Regions from separate parts of the Homo sapiens genome. Here region 2 is linked to region 1. Evidence: read pairs that join two places in POLR2A ChIA-PET (ENCODE). Cell type or tissue: OCI-LY7. All regions are shown on one strand. Each heading gives the region's core, and the rest is flanking DNA. Links, peaks and the distances in the headings are about the cores only. Region 1 has its middle 34 kb from the start of SPACA1. Region 2 has its middle 58 kb from the start of SPACA1.

Region 1 (8,609 bases), core at 363-8,362:
AGATGTTGGAAAAGTTCTGTATCTTTATTTTGATAATATTTATGGGTGTATAAATTTGCCAAAACTCATTTAAAAAACATAGGGTTTTTTTTTGTTTTTGTTTTGTTTTGTTTTTGGTTGAGATGGAGCCTCACACTGTTTCTCAGGCTCCCAGGCTGCAGTGCAGTGGCGCGATCTTGGCTCACTGCAACCTCTGCCTCCCAGGTTCAAGAGATATTCCTGCTGCAGTATTGGAGGCCATTCCAATACTCAACAATACCACATGCCTGTGAATGGTACAGCATGTGGAAGGACCACTGGATAACTTAACTATTATTAGCTCATTCTTGAGTGGCTTTTGTGATAATAAATGTATCACTATCAGACTGCAAATAGTATGGAAAGCCAAACACATTATGCATATTAGTTTCAAGGGCCACAACAGTGTGGCTGGAGTCTGTTGACCAGACTGCAACAGTAACACTGTAACCTGAAAGAGTATCTACAGCAGAGAAGCACCACTGATAACCCCAACAGAGGAATCAAAGATCCAAAGTTGAATGCATATCAATCACCAGTGCATGGAAGGCAGTGTGGCAGCCTACAGCATGAGACAAATGGATCAGCTTATGGCAGGATTCACAGGTCTGGCATGCAGTGGCAGCCTCAGAAACACTGAATCCTTTACTTTGTTCCCAGTCTATGATGGTGGATGTATTGCCATGTATGGTATGAGGATGGATTCCAGCAGCAATGGTAGCAATCCAAGCTGTGCAGGCTTGATCAGCAGTTTGATTTCAGTTGATTTCATCAAAGAATAGGTTCTTATGATGAATATTTACTTGAGTGAGCCTGACTGTTTAGTTAACACAGTTCATGATCCCAAAGAGGGATATCTCTAAATCTGCCAGTCTTTGGTTTTCCAGGTGGCAGACCAAGTAGCTAGGCCATTGGCAACACCCCAAGAGTCAGTAAAAATATAACAGAGTCTGTCAAGGGGAATATTAGGCAGAGCTGTGGGAAGACCTTGAGTTCTGTCCCACCGATAGGATCAAATGCATCCATTTTGCCTCTGCATAGCTGAATAGCTATAGCAGCTCACTGGACAGTACTGGATTTCAGCTTTGCCGAACCATCAGTGACTCAGGCCCAGGCATCTGTAGCAGGAATCAACAAACTTTTTCTTAAAGGCCTAGAGAGTAAATATTTTAGGCTTATGGGATGTGTGATCTCTTTTGCAACTACTCAACTCTCCCACAGTAACACAAAAGTAGACAATACATTATGTTCTATCCACGTAAAGAAAAAAATAAAAATAGACAATACAGGAATGAATGGGTGTAATTGTGTTTTAATGAAACTTTATTTGGGGATACAAAATTAATGTACAAAAAGCAGTAGCATTCCTATACACTAACAGCACCCAAGCTGATAGCCAAATCAGGAATGCAGTCCCATGCACAATTGCCACACACACAAAAAAATACCTAGTAGTACAGCTAATCAGGGAGGTGAAAGATCTCTACAATGAGAGTTACAAAACACTGCTCAAAGAAATCAGAGATGACACAAACAAATGGAAGAGCATTCCATGCTCATGGATAGGAAGAATCAATATCGTTAAAATGGCCATACTGCCCAAAGCAACTTACAGATTCAATGCTCCTCCTATCAAACTACCAATTACATTCTTCACAGAATTAGAAAAAGCTATTCTAAAATTCATATGGAACCAAAAAAGTGCCCAAATAGCTAAGGCAATCCTAAACAAAACGAACAAAGCTGGAGAAATCACACCGCCTGACTTCAAACTGTACTATGAGGCTATAGTAACCAAAACAACATGGTACTGATACAAAAACAGACACATAGACCAATGGAACAGAATAGAGAGCCCAGAAATAAAGCCACACACTTACAACCATCTGATCTTTGACAAAGCTGACAAAAACAAGCAATAAGGAAAGGACTCCCTATTCAATAAATGGTGCTGGGATAACTGGCTAGCTATTACATAATACATGCAGAAGATTGAAATTGGACCCCTTCCTTACACCACATACAAAAATTAACCCAAGATGAATTAAAGACCTAAATATAAACCCTAAAACTATAAAAACCCTGGAAGATAACCTAAGGAATATCATTTTGGGCATTAAAAACTGGCAAAGATTTCATGACAAAAATGCCAAAAGCAATTGCAACAAAAGCAAAAATTGACAACTAGGACCTAATTAAACTAAAGAGCTTCTGTACAGCAAAAGAAACTATCAAGAGTAAATAGGTGATCTACAGAATAGAAGAAAATATTTGCAAGCTATACATCTGACAAAGGTCTAATATCCAGAATCTACAAGGAATTTAAACAAACATACAAACAAAAAACAATTAATCCAATTGAAAAGTAGGCACAAGTGGGCAAAGGACATGAACAGACACTTCAAAAGAAGACATACATGTGGCCAACATGCATATGAATAAATGCTCAGTATCACTAATCATTAGAGAAATGCAAATCAAAACCACAATGAGATATCATCTTACACCAGTCAGAATGGCAATTATTAAGAAGTCAAAAAATAACAGATGCTGGCAAGGTTGCAGAGACAAAGGGAATGCTTATACACTGTTGGTGGAAGTGTAAATCCATTTAGCCATTGTGTAAAGCAAGTGTGGTGATTCCTCAAATAACTAAAAACAGAACTACCATTTGACCCAGCAATCCCACTACTGGGTATATACCCAAAGGAATATAAATGGCTCTACCATAAAGATACATGCACACATATGTTCACTGCAGCACTATTCACAATAACAAAGAGGTGGAATCAACCGAAATGCCCATCGATGGTGGACTGGATAAAGAATACATATACACTATGGAATACTATGCAGCCATTAAAAAGTACCAGATGATGTCCTTTGCAGAAACATGGATGGAACTGGAGGCCATTATCCTTAGCAGACTAATGTGGGGACAGAAAACCAAATATTGCATGTATTCAATATAACTGAAACTAAATAATGGATACATGGATACATACAGGGGAACAACACACACTGGGGCCTATCAGATGGTGGGGTATGGGAGGAGGGAGAGATTCAGGGAAAGAAAAAAAACTATCAGGTTCTATGCTTGGTACCCAGGTGACAAAATATCTGTACATAAAACCTCCAAGTCATGAGTTTACCTATATAACAAACCTGCACATGTATCCCTGAAAGTAAAATAAAACTTAAAATTTTTTTAAAAACAATATTTTTAAATGCATGTTCCCTCATATGCTTCTTTGCACTGTTTATTTTTATCATGAAAAACATAGTTTTGTTTTATTTATTTAAAAAAAAATGAGTGGCCAGCCTGCAGGCCATAGTTTGATTGAGGGCAGAATTCTGTGAACAAAAGGCCCTATTGAGCCAGTGACTTTGTTTCAAATGGTAGAATAGAGGAGATAGTTTCTCCCAGAGAAACCTGCCAGTTTTTCATGTGAAGCTGAGATGCAACTGGGGCCAGGGTGCCTGCATTCTTGAATATACCATTTCTATTTGAAAACAAGGTTTACTGGGCTCTTCACAGCTTGTTACCAGTTGAGTCCAAGTTGACCTACCCCACAATGAGAACTTCAGACTGGAAGTCCAAAAGTCTCCATGAATTAGGCATTCGATGTTGACAAGAGCCAGATAGCAAGTTGTTAATAGCTGCTTTTCAAAAGAAATGTACCTGGTAGCTATGTCAGTAAGGTAACAAGACCAAAATCCCAAGGAGCACCTCTAGATAAAGGCTGCCTCTCTTTACCAGAAGTTCCCATCAGCAAAATCATCAGTCATGGAGGTTTGTAGCTCACAGGGGTAAAAATAGACTTCTTGGTGGTGGTGGTGGTGATCATTGTTGTTGCTTTTTTTTTTGAGTCCCACTTACAGGGTGCTGATTTTCAAGTTACCCCATGTACAGGACCAAGAAAAATGCCCAAGTGAGGCACATACTGTCTCTAATAACCAAAAAAAGTACAGTAAGGTGCTGGGTCTTCTTTTTGGTGGTGGTTGGCTACAGGCAGTAGTTTTTTCTTGACTGATGGAGGGATTGAACATTGTGAATCCATACATGGTCCCAAAAACCTTCACTCACTGAGCAGGCCTCTGAATTGTGTTAGGATTTTCAGCCACCCCTGCTGGCAGACATGGGATAATACCACAGTCAGGATCTTCTCAGGCTTCTGACTTGCTAACCAGGAGGATATCATCTGAATAGTGAAAACTTTGGGCATCTGAGAATGGACACATTCATGCTAAATCCCAAATCACCCGCTGGGCGCAAATATCAGGATGGTTTATCCCACTAACACTTCTATACATTAGCCTCTCTTTGATCAGGGGAATCCCCTCTGGCAACTTCTGGGACAGGGAAGTATGGGAATATAAAACATCAATTCATACTAGAGATTCATCCTATCCACAAGGTCGTGTTAACTTCCCTTCCCTACTGTATATCCAACCCACCCCCTGTCACTTGGGACTTTGGGGTAGGTTGTCTATGTCCAATAGAACTTAAAAGTTTGAGGTCCTTCCCTCCCCAAGCTTTCCCAGCATATTCAGATAAGTGTATAAGGCCTCCAGTTGCTCTTGGGGACAGGGAGACCTTGGCCCAGCCCCAATCCTCCTTCTCTTTGAAGCAGCTGAGTTCAAGGTCAAGAGAGAGGGAGAGATCACAGAGGTGCAGAGGAAGAGAGTGATTCTGCACCGGAAATCAAGGCTTTGTATTTACTTTCAGTTTTAAGCAGTCACAGTGCAGTGCAACCAAATGAACTTCTAATGACTTTAGCCTGTCTAAATCTCTGCATCTTCATTGCTGATATCGTTTATTTCAGCATCACTGCCTCGGTAGCTATAGCCATATTGTCTTTTGGCTCTGGCCACAGGACTCGCTGCCTCATTGTCACTATAACATTTCTTCTTCTTCCCACCTGAGGCAAGCAAGCAATGTCAAAAACACTGTTCTAATTGCTTGTTTTATTCCTATGCCCTTTACTTGGCCTTAAAACATATATTAACAGGCAGGACCATGGAGACCCTTACTAATCCCCCTACAATCCTCGTTCACCAATTGGATAAGAGTGTTATCACTGGATTCTAGAAAATCCTTTCATATTCCTGAACCTGGCCCATAGGGTACTTATCCTTTCTTTTTCAGAAAGCAATGTCTGTGTCAGCATCTTATATTCTCACCAAAAACTGCTGAGAACTACAAAGGGTCTGAGGTTTTACCTGCTTGCAAACTAACAAAGTAGCCAGCCATGGTTTCATGGATGAGGGCAGAAAACACTAGACTCCTGGTTCAAAGATAAAGCACCTTATTAGTCACAACACAGCAGATGGCATGAGCTTCATATTTATGCTGCTTCCTTTTGCCCCTCAAATTCAGGAGTGATCTGGGGAGGGCCTGCATGAATGCTGCACACACACTGGCAGAGGAACCATGAGCTCAGGTGTCCCAAATCTTTCATACTAGACAGTAAGCAAACCTACCTACCACCTGCTCCCGAGGGGGACACTATTATCTTCCAAGGCTGTTTGCTATACAAACATCCTTGAAAAGACAGTTCCAAACAAAGGGACAGTTAGAGCCCCTTCTCATGAAACATGCAGAAATGCAAGGCACCCAAGTTGAATTGTCTTTGAGCATCCAATCGTCTCCACTTGATATTCCCTCACTTGTTTACTTTTTTATTTGTCTTTTGCTCCCAACAGAACATAGCTTTATGGGATCAGGGACCTTCTGTGTGTTGGTCTCTGCTCTTCCCCTACCATCTAAAACAAGACTTGGCATATAGTAGAAGCTCAGTAGGTATTTGTTGAACAAATAGATTTCTCAAAATCTTACTTGTTTCTGAATACCCAGCTTAGATGACCTGTCTTCAGAGGAGCCATACCAGATGCTGTCATTGAGATTTATTAGTCAGGCATTTGAGCTTTCATAATGCTTGAACTTTTGGCATGGCACTTGTAATTGGACTTGTGTTATGGTTCCTTTTTTTGAGACAGAGTCTTACTCTGTCGCCAGGCAGGAGTGCAGTGGCACAGTCTCAGCTGACTGCAACCTCTGCCTCCCAGGCTCAAGTGATTCTCCTGCCTCAGACTCCCGAGTAGCTGGGACTACAGGCGCGCGCCACCATGCCCAGCTAATTTTTTTGTATTTTTAGTTGAGACAGGGTTTCACCATGTTGGCCGGGATGGTCTCGATCTCTTGACCTCATGATCTGCCCACCTCGGCCTCTCAAAGTGCTGGGATTACAGGCGTGAGCCACTGCGCCTGGCCAGTTCTTTTTTATTCATGTTTGTCTGGCTAGATTGAAAAACCCTTGAAGGTGGGGATGGAGTCTTATTCATAAGGCTGAGACTAGGGTGAAGCAACTAAAGAACCTCAGCGCAAAATTTAAGGAGGTACCCTCAAGCACATGCAAATGTGCCCTACACACTTTGCTTGCCTGACCCTAGTCTAGTCCTGCTTACTTGTCTTCACATCTTCAGAGCCCACTAAAGTGGCTCTCATCTAATAGATGTTCCACCAGTGTTTATTCAGTTAAAATGAATAGGATCGCTAACTGAAAGTGTTCGACAACCATTTGCTTAGTACGTAATATTTGCCCTTTGACCCTTTAGAGGCACGTTCACCATTCTCCGCCCTGCTTTGTGCCACAGAAGGCTGACCTGTGTGAACTGTATCAAAAGGCACTCTTGCCTCTAGCTTCTAGTTGAATGTGGTCAGTGGGAACTCCCAGTAGAAATTGGAAGGGCAGAAGGAGGATGAGTTCAGGGCCCCAGCTCCCTTGCTGCAAGGTCACCTTGGATTGGCTATTTCCTCCAACAAAGACACAGCTCCTGTCAGTCAGACCTCTCTTACAGGTACAGTCACTCTCTTCAGGTTACAACAGTTGCTCCCACTCCTTGCTCCTTCGTGCCTAAGACAGGTGATGCCTCCCCATTGTGGCTGCCTCTGGAATGTATTCCTGTACCTTTTTGTTTCCCTCCATTCTGACTGCATCTTTTTTACATAGTTCATTTATTAAAACTCTTTCAGGCCAGGCACAGTGGCTTACGCCTGTAATGCCAGCACTTTGGGAGGCTGAGGCAGGCAGATCACTTGAGCCCCTGAGTTCGAGATCAGCCTGGGCAACATGGCAAAACACTGTCCCTACAAAAAATACAAAAAAAAAAAAAAATTAGTGGGGTGTGGCAGTGTAAACCTGTAGTCTCAGCTACTTGGGAGGCTGAGGTGGGAGGATCACTTGAGCCCAGGAGCTTGAGCCGGGGAGGTTCAGGCTGCAGTGAGCTGTGTTCATGCCACTACACTCCTTCCTGGATGACAGAGAGAGACCCTGTCTCAAACAAACACACACTTCCAATTACTTCATTTGATATGCTATTTTTTTTTTCCTATTGAGACACTTAAAGAACACGATATTGGACCTCAACAGATATTTTATAATAAATATGGGGAAAAGCAATGATAAAATATATCACTTAATTTTTTAAATATAAAAGATATCATTTTAAAAGAAAACTTGACAGCAACTATATGGTATTTTATTGGTTTCAACCAAATGAATTTAATTTCAATGGATCATGATACCTAAAATTGATAAAGTAATAAAATTAAGCCAAAGGGAAACCAGTTTGAAGGCTGGGAAGACTGATGATGTATTATGGATAATGAATGCTAGAGGGTGGGGTATTTTTATAATTCACCTTTTTGTCATTAGTAAGTTAATCGCAAATCTATGCACCAAAATGAAAATGCCCAATCAAAGGAATACATAAAGCCTTAGATGACTCCAAGAATTACTAGGGCATAAAGACTTAAAAGAGTCTGAAAACTAAAGGATGCCTAGGTAAAATAATTTCAATTATCTTAATGATTTAACAGCGTAAGTATGAACATTTCTTGATAACAAAATGGCATTAATGATTCTGGCTGGCAAAAGAAAAGCTTTAATTTACTAGAAAAGGGTTAAAGTTGATATACTGTTTCATCTGGGAAACTCAATTACTGAAAAGCAGAAGAACAAATTGATTAATAGGTGGTTTTAACAATGGTTTCATGCTTTGGTCACTACAAATAGAGGGAGGAGTGATGGAAATCCTACTAAATTCATAACATCTTAATAAGCCTAGAGGATTTTGGATTCTAATAGCAAGTTTATTTTGAGATGGGACTGACATTTACATTAGATTTCATCTCTTCTAATAGTGCCTTTAAAAAAAAATCTTTGAACAAAATGGGATGGCAATTCCTTAACTCTTTCATCCCCGGAACTAATTACCTAAAGAAAGAATATGATTGTGTGTTAAATTCTAAGCTTATTTAGAAGATGCAGCACAGAATTGAGTAATTATACAGATAATTGAATCCCCAAGCCTTTCTCTTTATGCAGAGTCTAAATAATTGACGCAAGGATGAATTATCCAGATTCATTATCTCATTTCTGGACTTCATTTTAGTAATTACAAATTAAAATTCAGCCAACATTTATTGAACAGCAGCTGATTCCAAGATTTTCCATATGCTGTTCCAGTTAATCTTCCTAGCACCTTTGTAGTGTAGGTGTCATTAATTCCATTTTACAGATGAGGAA
Region 2 (8,609 bases), core at 349-8,348, 92 kb before region 1:
ACAAACCTCTCAGGCAGAAAGCCAGAGGTGAGGGTTATAGGTAGCCTTTAGCAGGTAGAGCTAGTACTGCAAAGTCAGGGGCTGACAGCATCTACTATGGTAGCTGAGCTCAAAAAAAGAAAGGAAAATCCCCTGGGGCAAAAATGAAGAAAGAAATTTAAGACAGAGCCGTAATCAGGAGATGATACCACTGCTCAAATGAGCTTCAGATCAGATGTGGGCTCTGAAGGCCAGGGGCTGGGAACAAAAGACATGAGCTTGGGCTTGTGTGAGGTTGGAAATGAATTCCTTGTGTGAAACCTTGAGCCTGAAGAACTGCCTTGTTCATAAAATGAGGGCTAAAAAACTTTGTCCATCAGAAACAAACAGAAGCTTGCTGTTTGTCCAAGGCTTTAGCTGAGGAGGGAGGCCAGTTGTCCATGACAAATTAAAGCCTCCAGGCCTGCACCATATATGGATATGGGTCCTGAACTAATACCATCTCTATGGCATAGGAATATTAAGCCAAAAATTGGCATGAGAAATTGATGAAACTCCCTGGACCTCTGACAGCAGTGAGTCTGAAATCACTCTATCATTATCAGACAGATTCCTTTTGCAGGCAACTGAGACTCAACCAAACTAGGAAACTCTGGGAGGCAGTACAGAACACACCTCAGTGTTGTCCCAACTGAAGGGTGAGGGGCTAGGATATTTACCTATTAACACCCATCAGTCACTGATTGAGGCCATCTCCTAGGGGATATTAACTCCCCACCTCTTTTGGTCTGCCCCATGTGCCGGACAAGCTAGTACTGGCACCTAAAGGAAGTCCTCACACAAAGTCACTAATATTTTTTCTGTTGGAAACTGCTGGGCTAGAGTGCATGGAAGTGGTGAATGCTGAGAAGATACAGGCAGGGCACCAACAATGTCTCCTATACTACCAAACAGTCTACATTTTCACCAACTAGGTAAAAGTTCCATGGCTTCACAATTTTGTCAAAAATTGACATTGCTCCCTTTAAAACTTTTAAAAAATATTCTCAGCCGGGTGTGGTGGCTCACACCTGTAATCCCAGCACTTTGGGAGGCCAAGGCAGGTGGATCATGAGGTCAGGAGTTCAAGACCAGCCTGGCCAAGATGGTGAAACCCTGTCTCTACTAAAAAAAAGTACAAAAAATTGCCCAGGTGTGGTGGCGGGTGCCTGTAATCCCAGCTACTTGGGAGGCTGAGGCAAGAATTGCTTGAACCCAGGAGGCAGAGGTTGCAGTGAGCCGAGACCATGCCACTACATTCCAGGCTGCAACCAAGTGGGACTCCATCTATATATATATATAACTGTCTATATATATATTTTATACATATATATATATAATATATACGATATATTCTGGTGAGTGGTCGTTGATGTATTATTGAGTCTCTATTTTGTATTTCCCTGATGATGACCAATAGGAGGATGGGCCGTTGGATATCCATGATTGTGAAATTGCAATGGAGTATACTAAGTCATTTTTCTTTGGAGTCATTCCTATGGACTTGACAGAATTTTTTATATTTTCAGGATATGAGTTCCTTTCAGCCATACTAATTGCAAATATCTCTACCTACTTCGTGGTTTATCCTCTCACTCTCTTAATGGTACCTTTGATGAACAGAAGTTCTTAATTTTAATTTATGCAGTAAATCAATTGTTTCCTTTACAGTGCATTCTGTATTCTGTTTAAGAAAGATGTGCTTACATAAAGTCATGAAAATATTTCCCTTTGATATTTAGATCTGTAACCCACCTGCAAGTGATTTTTTTATATACGGTATGCAGGGAGGGGTCAAAATTTACTCTTTTCATTGTAGGTATCCAGTTGGCCCAGCACCACTTATGATGTCATTCTTCTTCCACTGCACTCACCTATAGCTTAAGGAATTCTGATTGGCAGTTATTTTCTTTCAGCACATTACCAATATTTTTTCCATTGTCTCCTGGATTTTCTCTCTCCTATTGGAAAGTCAGTGGTAAGTCTTATAGTTGCACTTTTCAAGGTAATGTGTCTTTTTTTATTGTAGCTGTTTTTAAGATTTTTCTCTGTCCTTGGTTTTCAGTAATCTTATTATGATGTACCTAAATGTAGTTTTCTTTGTATTTACTTTGTATTGATGCTGCAAATCTAAATGATATCTACATCTGAAAAGGATTTTCCTTAGCATCTGGTAGGCAATTAGAGAGGAGACAATCACCTTAATCCAATCAGGGACTGAGCTAATTCATAAGGTCTGGTCTATTTCCAATTTGACCATACTCATAAGTCATACTCCTTCAGGGTCAGTGAAAGTCTGGGCATTTTCTAGGGCTTCTTTACTTAGCTAGCCTTGAATTCTAATTGTTATCTTCTCAGTCCTGTTAAACTGCTGAAAGTTCTACTTGTATTCTCTGGTCCTTAACAGCTTCTTTCTTTCTTTTTTGAGCCAGAGTCTTGCTCTGTTCCCCAGGCTGGAGTGCAGTGACAACATGATCTCAGCTCACTGCAAATTCCTCCTTCCAGTTCAAGCATTTCTGGTACCTCAGCCTCCCGAGTAGCTAGGACTACAGGCATGTGCCACCACACACAGCTAATGTTTGTATTTTTTTGTAGAGATGGGGTTTCACCATATTGGCCAGGCTGGTCTTGAACTCCTGACCTCAAGTGATCCACCCGTCTTGACCTCTCAAAGTGCTGGGATTACAGGCGTGAGCCGCCGCGCCCAGCCTTAACAGCTCCTTTCCACTTGTCTTTTCATTCCCTTCACTAATGCCATTTATGAATCAGCAAATCTCTCAAGGAGAAAAAAATGCAGAACACTGAATTCACTTTGTGCTTCCCTTTTCTTCATAATCTGTAACCCTAAGTCCTGACTACCTTAGTAACTTTCTGGTGGCCTTCAGTGTGTGTGTGTGTGTGTGTGTGTGTGTGTATTTTATCCAGCTTTTCTACTTGTTCTTGGTGGAAGAATTGATCTGCTGCAAGCTAGTTCCTTATGGCCAGAAGCAAAACTCTCACTGGTATTTCATGCAGTAAACTTTGTTAAGAGATGTTTTTAACCAGCACTGCCATGCAATTTCAATATAATAGCTGATGTTCCTGATACCAACCTTATGACATTCTGATCCTAATGTGTCTTCTGAATCATCAAAGGTTAAATTAAAATCAGAATAATTTTAGTGTTTAAAACATGTAATGAGTTTTAATCCATTTCACAGGTAATCTATAAATAGCGTATATGAGAATTTGCCTTCAAAATATCTCTGTCAAAGTCATCTCTCATCTGTCTTACGTGGCACAACCCTGAAGAATCAATTCTGCCATATGAGCATTTCAGTGAGTTTAAAGCTACTTCTTAAAGGATGTCTTGGTCCTTTTCTCTGCACTCCAGAACCTTTATGTACAAGAGGGATATTTTCCATCTGGTTAAGCAAAAACTCATGGCAGGCTATTTAGTTTTTATACAAAAATATCATCTTTGCTAGCAAGATGCTTGGAATCTGAAGTGTATGACTCACCTAGTCATGAATTGTTTGCTTTAGAGCTCTTGTTCAAAACCCAGCTGAGACAACTGATATTCAGGAGGAATTGTCTGGGGACACGCCAATCGTTTATTTCTAGCTGTATGATAGAATTACTTGAAGAATACACACACACACACACACACGTGTATATGTACACACACACGTGTATATGTACATACACACACGTGTATATGTACATACACACACGTGTATATGTACATACACACACGTGTATATGTACATACACACATATCTGGGACCCTCCCCAGACTAACTGAATTAGCACAGCTTGGAATTTTTCAGAAGCATTTGCAGTGATTCTAATGGGAAGTCAGGTATTTTAAAATACTTTTTAGATCTCCCCAGAAAACTGCATATCTAAATTATATTAGTTTTGCTCCTGGGAGAAATATCTTTACACAGCTACGATTTAATGTTCTATTACCATCTGTTATTGAAGGTGAATTTAAGAATATAAATGTGACCAACAGTTTAAATCACCTGTAAAGCACTTTTGGCAATATTATCCACCATGTATTTCAGTATTCCTTGTATGAAGGACAGTTTGGATTCACCCAGAGTCACTCACATGGCTTCAGCTACCACCTATATGTTGATGCCCCTTAAATGCGTATCTTGGCTCAGGCCTCAGTCCTGAGCCTATGGCACACCTCTACATGGTTGTTCTACAGGCACTGCATGCCTGACGTGTACAAATGGAGATCACTGTTAATCAGTGTTAAAGATCCCACTCCCATGAGGATCTGTTGTCCCTTTTGATTAATTCAGTGAATGGCATCTCCAACTACCTGGGAAGCATTAACACTTTCCACACTCTCACCCCCACAACCAATCTTGTGTCTAAGTTTTGCCTCTTTGATGTCTCTCACATCCACCCCTTTCTCTAAACCCTTCTATCTTCTGAGTTTGAGCTCATTATTTCTTACCTAGATCCGTGCAAAAGACTTCTAAATGGATTTTTATGGTCATACTCTTTTTAATCCATTTCCAAAATCAGCTTTCTAAAGCAAAAACCTGATTATGTCATTCTCTTGTGACCTTCCAATGGCTCCTCCCATGTTTTCAGGGTAAAATTTAAGCTTTTCAGGTTACATGAAAAGCTCTTTATAATCTGCTTCCTGCCTACTTCCTCATCCTCATCTCACGTCTTGCTTTTGCCACACTCTAGAAGAAGCCACATGCTTAAATCCAGGCCTTCCCACCTAAGCTTTTCTACTTTGAAAGCTCTTTCCTTCATGCTTTGCCTGGAAAATGTAGTTGGTCATTTATAATTCAACTCAGGAATCACCTGTTCCTGAAACCTTCCCTGATTGCTATAGGATGGCCGATGGCCTCCTCTTCCATGTTCCCAGAACAGCAGTGCTTGCCTGATCACACTATTATATCCATATTGTCTGTTTACAAAGCTATCTTTCGCTTAATCTGTAAGTTCTTGGAAAGCAGGACACTTGATCTTATTATTTATATCCCCACTGCCCCTCAAAATAATAGGCATGGTACATGCTCACACAAAAAGTGTTTGAACAAACGAAATTTTTAGTATGCTTTTTTTTTCAATGAAATAGAGCTACTCTTCAAAAAAAATTATGATTCTTTTTTTTTTTTTTTTTTTTAGACAGAGTTTCACTCTTGTCACCCAGGCTGGAGTGCAGTGGCATGATCTCAGCTCACCGCAACCTCCGCCTCCTGGGTTCAAGCTACTCTCCTGCATCAGCCTCCTGAGTAGCTGGGATTACAGGTGAATGCCACCACGCCCAGCTAATTTTTTGTATTTTTAGTAGAGATGGGGTTTCACCATGTTGGGCAGGCTAGTCTCGAACTCCTGACCTCAGGTGATCTGCCTGCCTTTGCCTCCCAAAGTGCTGGGATTACAGGCGTGAGCCACCATGCCTGGCCATGATCCCTTTTTGACTTCATTGCCAGGAAGTTTAGAATTAAGGTTTGTTTCATTGCAGTACCTAGACTTGGACCATAGTTTTTTGTTGTTTTTGTTTGTTTTTCATTTTTTCTTTTTTTTGAGACAGAGTCTCATTCTGCCGCCCAGGCTGGAGGGCAGTGGTGCAATCTCGGCTCACTGCAACCTGTGTCTCCTGGGTTCAAGAAATTCTTCTGCCTCAGACTCCTAAGTAGTGTGCCACCATGCCCGGCTAATATTTGTATTTTTAGTAGAAGCAGGGTTTTGCCATGTTGACCAGGCTGATCTTGAACTCCTGACCTCAGGTGATATGCCCACTTTGGCCTCCCAAACTGTTAGGATTAGAGGTATGAGCCACTGTGCCCGGCTGAACCACAGTTTTTAACCACATATCCCATTGTACCCCCAACAATTTCATCACTAGCCTCCTGTTCTTCGACCCTGGCAGAACTCACTTGCAGCCTGCTATTTTATGCATTTCTCTGTGGCAATTGGAAGCAGCATAGTATGGGCTTTGCAATCAAACAGACTTTGGATTTGAGTTCTAGCCCTATTCTTCATTAGCTGTGTGATGTTACATAAGTTATTAAACATCTCTCAGCCTCAGTTACCTATTTGAAAAGTGGAGAAAATAATAGCACTTACTTTACGGGGGGAGGTGTCATGATTAAATAATACATAGTGCTCACCTCAATGCCATAATAAAAGTTTAGTAAATATCAATTATAATTATCGTTATCAACGTTACTAACACAAGGGTCAGGATAACATTGTTTTGGAGCAGCTGGGACAAAGCTTATGCAATTGGAGCAGAGGAAGCCCCTGGAGATGTGGGTGGGGAAGCAGGATGGTAGAAATAAAGCAGAGGCACAGAGAGAAATTGAGTCAAAATTCTTTGTGGCCTCAAAGAGAGAGAAGGGAAGAGAGTAACCTAATTTTTATCTTTGGAGCCCCCAGTTGCAATCTCTTGCTTGAATGAGTTTCCAAACTGCAATCTAGTAATTCCGGTATTCCCTCATGAAGGGAAATATTTTAATACAAAAGTGAAAGGGTCAGACATTAAACTTTTTACTTTTTATATTTCTACTGACTGTTATCATTTGTATCTATTAGGCTTAAATCTGTGGACCAATTTTATTTTAACTGACCTCAAATATAGTGACTATGTATCCTTCTACAATACTTTCCAGCACACCTCCAATGGTTGATGTGAGGCTATTTAAGAAAATAATGAATAATAAACAGAAAAATGAGTTAAGCTTATTTTTGCCATAACACAAACATTACTGCAGTACATTTTAACATATTAATCATAAGGCAGGATCTGATTATTTAGTATTTCCCAGAAGCAACCCAAAGCATTTATTATTTCATTTTTCAAACTCTCTTTTTTCATTCTATTGAGATTTTTGTTGATATTTTAAAGAAGTCAGAATTACATACATAAATGTTTTCATAAATGATGCATAATTTTGATTGGGATGTGATTTCCACATATTCTTTTGTTTTGTTTTGTTTTGTTCAAGATGGAGTCTCGCTCTGTCTTCCAGGCTGGATTGCAGTGGCACGGTCTCTGCTCACTGCAACCTCTGCCTCCTGGGCTCAAGTGATTCTCTTGCCTCAGCCTCCCTAGTAGCTGGGATTACTGGCACCCACCAGCACCCCCAGGTAATTTTTGTATTTTTAATAGAGATGGGGTTTCACCATGTTGGCCAGGCTGCTTTTGAACTCCTGACCTCAAATGATCCGCCTGCCTTGGCCTCCCAAAGTGCTGGGATTACAGGCATGAGCCACTGCGCCTAGCCTGATTTCCATGTATTCTTAACCACATATTTTATTTGTATGTCGCCATTTACAATGTTCACAATTATAGAGGAGAAAATGATACATGTATCACAGATACATATTCAAACAGATAATGACCAATCCTTTTGAAAAGAATTCCTAAAAATGATCCATAGGTCAAAAACAAAAGTCATTACGCATTATAAAGAGATAATTAAAGAAAAATACATAAGCCAAATTAATGACAATATTTTCAATGACTCTGTATCAGATATTTGAACATAATTTAGTTTTATTGTGTGCCTTTCATGGCTTCCAATACCATGAATACTACAGAAAGTATATCATCTCTTTCCTCATAGTATTTATTGTATTGTTAGAGAAACAAGGCTAACACATAAGAAATAATTGAGGAAAATGTAGCACTGCATTCTTGTGCTATTAGGTCTAGGAATCTACACAAGACTTGATGGTTTCCAGAGAAAGAGTAAAAGAAAATAAGACATAAAAATAATAATTCTCTCATGGCGTGAACCTGAGAGGTGGAGCTTGCAGTGAGAGGAGATTGCGCCACTGCACTCCAGCCTGGGTGACAGAGTGAGACTCCATCTTAAAAAGTAATAATAATAATAATTATCTCATAAGAAAATTGGCAAACCCTGAGAACTCTTCCAGTATAACTTAAGTCTTGTGTTTCAGACTTGCGTTGTGTCTTAACAACCAGCTGGATTATTGTCTGAGTCCAACGTACATCCCATCTCCATCTCCTCTTCGATATTTGAATAACAAACATAAAATAAAAGAACAACAATAACATTAAAAAAAGAAATTTACTTAAGACATTGCTACTATGGATCTAAGTTTAATTAACAGAGTTGTATCCATTAGTATTAAGTTTATCTACATGAAGCAGGGACTGAAAATGACAGTGGTTTTAACCCACTTCAATTTAAAATTGAAGTTAGTTTCACCCTAAACCAAAAGTCTGGGTATATGAACCTGCTTCATAAGATTTTCAGAGACCCAAGCTGTCTCCAGTTTTGTAGTCCATCACCGCCATGGGGACTCTACCCCCATGGTCCAAGCAGGTATAAGTCTAGCCCAGTTTCAAAGAGTTCGAGAACAAGATCCACCTCTTGCTGAGTAGATTGACAAAGAATTTACAGCCATCTTTACTCTACCGTGAGTGTAAAGAAGACTAAATACAGGAACAAGTGGAGTCTTACAGATATTGTTCATGAAAACCAAAAAGACTTTTTAAAGTTGTTCTTGGACCAAGAAGATGAAGTAAGACATTATTTCACTAATGTGGATTAGTGGCATGAATAACAGAAAGAAAATAAAATGTCTCAACTCCTATTTTG

Evidence for each region. ChIA-PET counts read pairs that join two places held together with the same protein. Peaks named below come from ENCODE experiments on the same cell type or tissue, not always from the same donor. Only the 100,000 strongest peaks of a DNase experiment are listed, where the experiment ranks them.
Region 2: POLR2A ChIA-PET joins it to region 1 with 5 read pairs; 2 of 35 experiments call an interaction of 5 or more read pairs at or near these places.

Annotation. Positions count from the first base shown.
Region 1 is chr6:88,009,303-88,017,911 of GRCh38, reverse strand. No RefSeq gene overlaps it. Among named protein-coding and RNA genes, the nearest start is that of SPACA1, 34 kb to the left of the region's middle. In OCI-LY7, for the core only: CTCF peaks have their summits at 3,944 and 4,143 (motif pointing left); DNase peaks (open chromatin) are centred at 4,161 and 4,701; H3K4me3 peaks cover 1,020 bases; H3K27ac peaks cover 1,698 bases.
Region 2 is chr6:88,101,057-88,109,665 of GRCh38, reverse strand. No RefSeq gene overlaps it. Among named protein-coding and RNA genes, the nearest start is that of SPACA1, 58 kb to the right of the region's middle. In OCI-LY7, for the core only: no CTCF peak of the experiment used is centred there; no DNase peak of the experiment used is centred there.